Linked DNA regions of Mus musculus: region 1 is linked to region 2. Evidence: chromatin loops called from intact Hi-C (ENCODE). Cell type or tissue: left cerebral cortex. All regions are shown on one strand.

Region 1 (2,500 bases), 230 kb before region 2:
GTTGTTTCAGCCCCACTTGGGAGGCCCTGTCCAGCCCCAGGGCTGGTAAACAGACAGGGTGTGGGGGCAGGGATGGAATTTTGAGCTGGCCCAGATGAGATCATGCTTCCTTTAAGATGCAAATCGATACCTGAAGATCAAAGGTCCTCTGGCTAATCCCTTGGGCTGGAGGTGAAAACTAATCACAATTCATTTGCAAGTACAAAGGACAGAGGTGCTGTATCTGAAAAGGGAACGGGCAGCGACAAAGGGGCTGAAAACCGTGGTGGGAAGATTTCTCACTGAAAGGCGGTTTTCCAGGAGTACTACAGGGAAAGAGATGTCATCGCATCTTTGCATCTGTAGTGCATTGAAGTGCTCGGCTTAGACAGTGTTTCTCCTGGTAGTCTGAGCTCCAGGAGGGCAAAAGTACTGCTTCATTTACTGTTTAGTCCATTCTTAACACATTTATGGAGCACCTACTGTTTATCTTCTTCTGCACCAAATAGGAGCAAAGCAACACAATGAAGATGCTATGCAAATACATGTGGTTTAAAAAGAAGGGGGGGGGGACACAGAATGAGGAAGGATTTGGCAGTTCCTAGGTAGAACTCTGCCATTATTATTATTATTATTATTATTATTATTATTATTATTATTACTATTACTATTATTGCAGAAGACGTTGCCCCAAGCTGAGAGTTGAGTGTTGCCCATCATAAAAGTTTGATTACTAACTAACTGAATGGTGTGGCAGTGGGAAACATTAATTAAAATTTTTAAAAAAATAGAGCTCTAGATGCAGTGCTAAGGACTTATGCAAGCTTGACCTGGTTTGGGCTTAAGTTTGCCTCCTCGAAATGGAAATCATTAGGTAAGGAAATCTCTGAGAACTTGCCCATCTGCTGTGTGATTTCGTGTGTGTGTGTGTGTGTGTGTGTGTGTGTGTGTGTGTGTGTGTGTGTGTGTGTGTGTGTGGCTGAATTCTTCATAATTGTAAACACTGCTAGAACCTACCTTTCGTCTTTGCCAGCCATCAGTGATTCTGATCTATATAAATGAATACTTACCTATTTTGCTTAGGCGAATGAGATATGCCACTTTAGAACACCCTGGAGGAAGGTTCTGGTGAAGGTAGAATGTGGGACCTGGACCTTCTAAAATAAATGCTTGGGTGTCTATCCACCCCATCCGGTGTTGTTTTAAAACTATTCAGCCATGGGCAACAACTAGAAAGATGTTTTCAGGAAAGCATCAGCAAGCTGCAGTCCTCAGACCAGAATGTTATATTTGTACGTTTGGAGGGAACCACAGCCATGTGTGCTCCTGTGTCTGACAGCTTTTCTGACACATCTGAGTCTAGTGGGTAAAGCAAGATCCTATGTCCCAGAGAAACGAAAATACTATCTGTCCCTTTAACCATAAAGATTTTCACTTGCTAATCTGAACATGAGAGGGTATTTGATTCTTTTGTAGTGTCTGGTGCAGAGAGTAAATGGAAATTAGGATGTTATTCTCCACTTATTGCAAAATGAACTAAAATTTAAATATAGAGTGGTAAAGCTGAAAGACTCTTCTAGAAATAGCACTGAGTGGTGAGTCTAGAATCATCTTCCCTTGCTGCTTTGGGCCTCATTTTTCCTTCTACTCAGACTAGAATGAATTTTCTGGATTATACGTTTTTAAAATGTTCTCTGTAATGTTTGTGAAGAGAAGGTTGTTTGTTGTTGAGAAGCCGAGACTTGCTTCCTCCTAAGTCCAGTATACAAACATATTCTTTACTAGGTTCAAAGTGATCCGTTGGTGGTAGCGTTTGAGGATCATCTTTTGTATGCCAAGCATATTTCTAAACTATTAGTCCCTGGACAACTTTTTTTATGGATCACTTTTTTGCCAATAGAAGAAAGGAATGTTTGTAGCAGACGATAAACAAAACAGAGTTATGCTGTCTTTAAACCAAGAGCTTGGCCCGTGTGATGGTGTGGATTTAACCCCAGTACTCAAGAGGCAGAGCCTGGTGATTTTTATGAGTTCAAGGGCAGCCTAGTCTACAAAGCAATTTCACAGACAGCCAGGGTTGTTTTGAACAAACAAACAAACAAACAAAAACAAACCCAGAATCTGATTGTGTATTTACTGTGTAAAGTTACATGCTAAAAGGTCACTTAGTCACTCCTGATTTAAAGAGCTTCAGGGGTGAATGGAGATTGTACTATTATGAAGCAATTCTCATACTAAATTAGTAGAAATGGAATGTATAGGTTACTTTAAAGGAAGGCTCTCCCTTTCTCTTCTCTCTTTTATTTGTGTTAGAGAAAAGACATCAGCCGTATCCTTGACTGGTCATTTAGAATTCCATGATAGAGACTCACAAATACAGGCATTTCAGGGAGAATGGAACTCATTCTACGATGCCAGCTTCCAGAGACTGCATTTCAACACAAACTCCAAAGCTTGAGTCTGTAAAACATTCTAAGAAAAACAGTTCAAGTATAGACAGACAATTTTTCACACCCTTTCC
Region 2 (2,500 bases):
TTAAAAACAAGGACATTGTAAATTTGTAGGCAAATTGATGGAACTACAAAATACCATCCAAAATGACAGGCATGGCATGTACTCACTTGTAAGTGGATAATAACATTAAAGTACAGTATACCCATGCTATATTCCACAGACCCAAGGAAGCTAAATAACAGGGAAGGTCCAAGGGGGGATGCTTGAATTTCTCTCAGAAGGGGAAATAAAAGTCATTGAAGGTGTGTGGAGGAAAGGAACTAGGTGGGAGAGGAGATAGGGAGGAAAGCAGGGAGGAACATCAGGTGTGGGTGAAGCCCAGGAGAGACAATGGAAAACACTGGAGTGGGAAACATCTTTGTAGATGACGTTTTAATATGCTTTGATAAATCATCCTACAAGTTTGCAATGAACCAATCATACTAAGGAACAAACTGTGTTTGAGAAGAAATGAGATATCTCAATGAAAGATGCAATGTCTCTAGATATTTAGGAGGAGGAGAACAGAATGAGCCAGAAGCCCTCGACATATAATTAACTGACTTACCTGGTGACAGCACCACCCTACTCTACTGCATCCAAAAGATGTACAGCATAAAAAAAAATCTCATTACCAAAGGACATGTGTATCTTAGACATGGTATTAGTAGGCCTTTCCCTAAAATAGTCTAACTTATATTTCTTTTATTTTTTTACAGGTTATTTGATATTTTTACACATCCCACAAAAGGGAGAAAGGGTGATCTGATTCCTCTGCTTGCACAGATTTCATGTGATTCTGACAACTCTATCACATTCCTGACAATTACATATTTTCATTCATGGTTTATTTGGTAGTCTGGTTCTTAGGGATATTAGAAGTTTACACTGGAACTTAATAGGGGCATGTGGACCTCCCACTTTTGACACCAAAGGTCACAATTTGGATTCTGTGCTTGGGGGCCAGGCTTTCAGACCACAGCAGCAAATACAAGAGCAATTTTCCAGGAGCCAAATCAATGGGAAACATGGCAAAGAAGATGAATCTAAGAGACATTTTTGTGGCTGCTTTAAGGATATAAAAAAAGTCATGAAGCATTAAAAAGCCTCAGAGGGATTCCCTCATTCTCCCAGCTGTAGAAACACTATGCCTCATGTGTTTTGGACTCTGTGCCAGAAGACCCTGTGTGAGAATGCCTGGCTCCTGGTCCAGCTACCTTCTCTCCCCTTTGCCATAGAAAGCATAGATGGTTTCTGCTCCTACACATCCCATGGGACAGTTCCTTCCAGCTTCTCGGCAACGTTCTTGGACTGCACTAGCCCCTCCTGGCTCTAACTTGGGCCAAGTGCCTGGATAGGCCAACTCACAGCTAAGGATGCCAGACGTGGCATTGGGGAACGTCTGCCTGGGGCCATGGGCTATCCTCAAGAAAACAGATTGAAAGAGCCTGGAGTCATGAAGCTGAGAAGTAGCCAGTGGGTTTCTGTAATTATACTGCGTTCTGAAATGGTGCAGCTTCTTCAAAGATTTATTTAGAAAGTGTTGCTTACAAAATTGGAAAATGGACTAAAGACTTCACATGCACCCACTATTCTATATTCAGCATCTCTTTTGGGAATACCTCACTTCCTTTCTTTGACTTTAGAAGTAGCCATTCTGAAAACCTTCCCAAAGCAATAACATTGACCTTAAAAAAAACCTTTATACCTGTATCTTCCATGAATGTAGGGGAGTAGGAGGCTGTCAGGCTGTGGCCATCACACCCTGTCCATTATCCACTCCAGTGCTGTTGGCCACCTTCTTGGTCTATCCATAGATCCCTTAACTTCTCAAGAAACTCACTGGAAACATATGGTTTAAGGAAATTTAGAAACAAATTCAATCTTTCCCTAAGTCTAGCTTTCAAATTATAAGCTTTTGACAGGAAAGACATTTAAACAAATTTGCACATAATTGCTGTCAGAAATGTGAGCATGTCCCGACTACCAAGTATAAGCTAAGCACATCTAGGAAAGAAGTATACAGGAGAAACGAAGATACAGAGAAGATACAATTTACATAGCAAAGCAGACCTTATTGGTGAGTGGACTTGAGGAACCCACTTGTGCCTATATAAGTCTCTGTTCATTTGTAATTTCATAACACAAAGTATACAAAGCATGTTAAATCAGGTTTTTATTTTCATGGGAATGCCTCCTTATTGTACCTAAAATAAATTGAGCTCCAGAGTGGACAGTGAAGTTAGAGCTGCAGCCCCAGGTTCCACTGTGCTTATTAACACTGCATCAGTGTTTCCCTGATTGAATAGGTTTAGTAAAGAGATAATGACAAAAGTGTATTAGACAGAGCAAAGATAGTGGTGAGGCTTGAGACTTCTCACGCATCCGTGAAGAGTAAAGGTGGCAGGTCTTAAATGATGGTGTAAAAAAAAAAACTCTTTAAAAAGTTGGATGTCAGAGTGTAACAGAAATGACACTAATATTAAATACATCATTTGATGTACAATGAGTTCCTATAAGTGATATTCCATTCTGCCTCCAA

What was found. A loop is a pair of places that touch in the nucleus more often than their neighbours do. Peaks named below come from ENCODE experiments on the same cell type or tissue, not always from the same donor. Only the 100,000 strongest peaks of a DNase experiment are listed, where the experiment ranks them.
Region 1: a loop joins it to region 2, with 2.0 times the contacts of the local background. A loop is called at or near these places in 2 of 42 quality-filtered maps.

The regions. Positions count from the first base shown.
Region 1 is chr4:65,238,599-65,241,098 of GRCm38, forward strand. The region is part of intron 9 of Pappa (pregnancy-associated plasma protein A); the gene reads left to right. Among named protein-coding and RNA genes, the nearest start is that of Pappa, 120 kb to the left of the region's middle. RefSeq lists an enhancer at 1-1,139. In left cerebral cortex, no CTCF peak of the experiment used is centred here; a DNase peak (open chromatin) is centred at 1,314.
Region 2 is chr4:65,472,055-65,474,554 of GRCm38, forward strand. The region is part of intron 19 of Astn2 (astrotactin 2); the gene reads right to left. Among named protein-coding and RNA genes, the nearest start is that of Trim32, 130 kb to the right of the region's middle. In left cerebral cortex, no CTCF peak of the experiment used is centred here; a DNase peak (open chromatin) is centred at 1,424.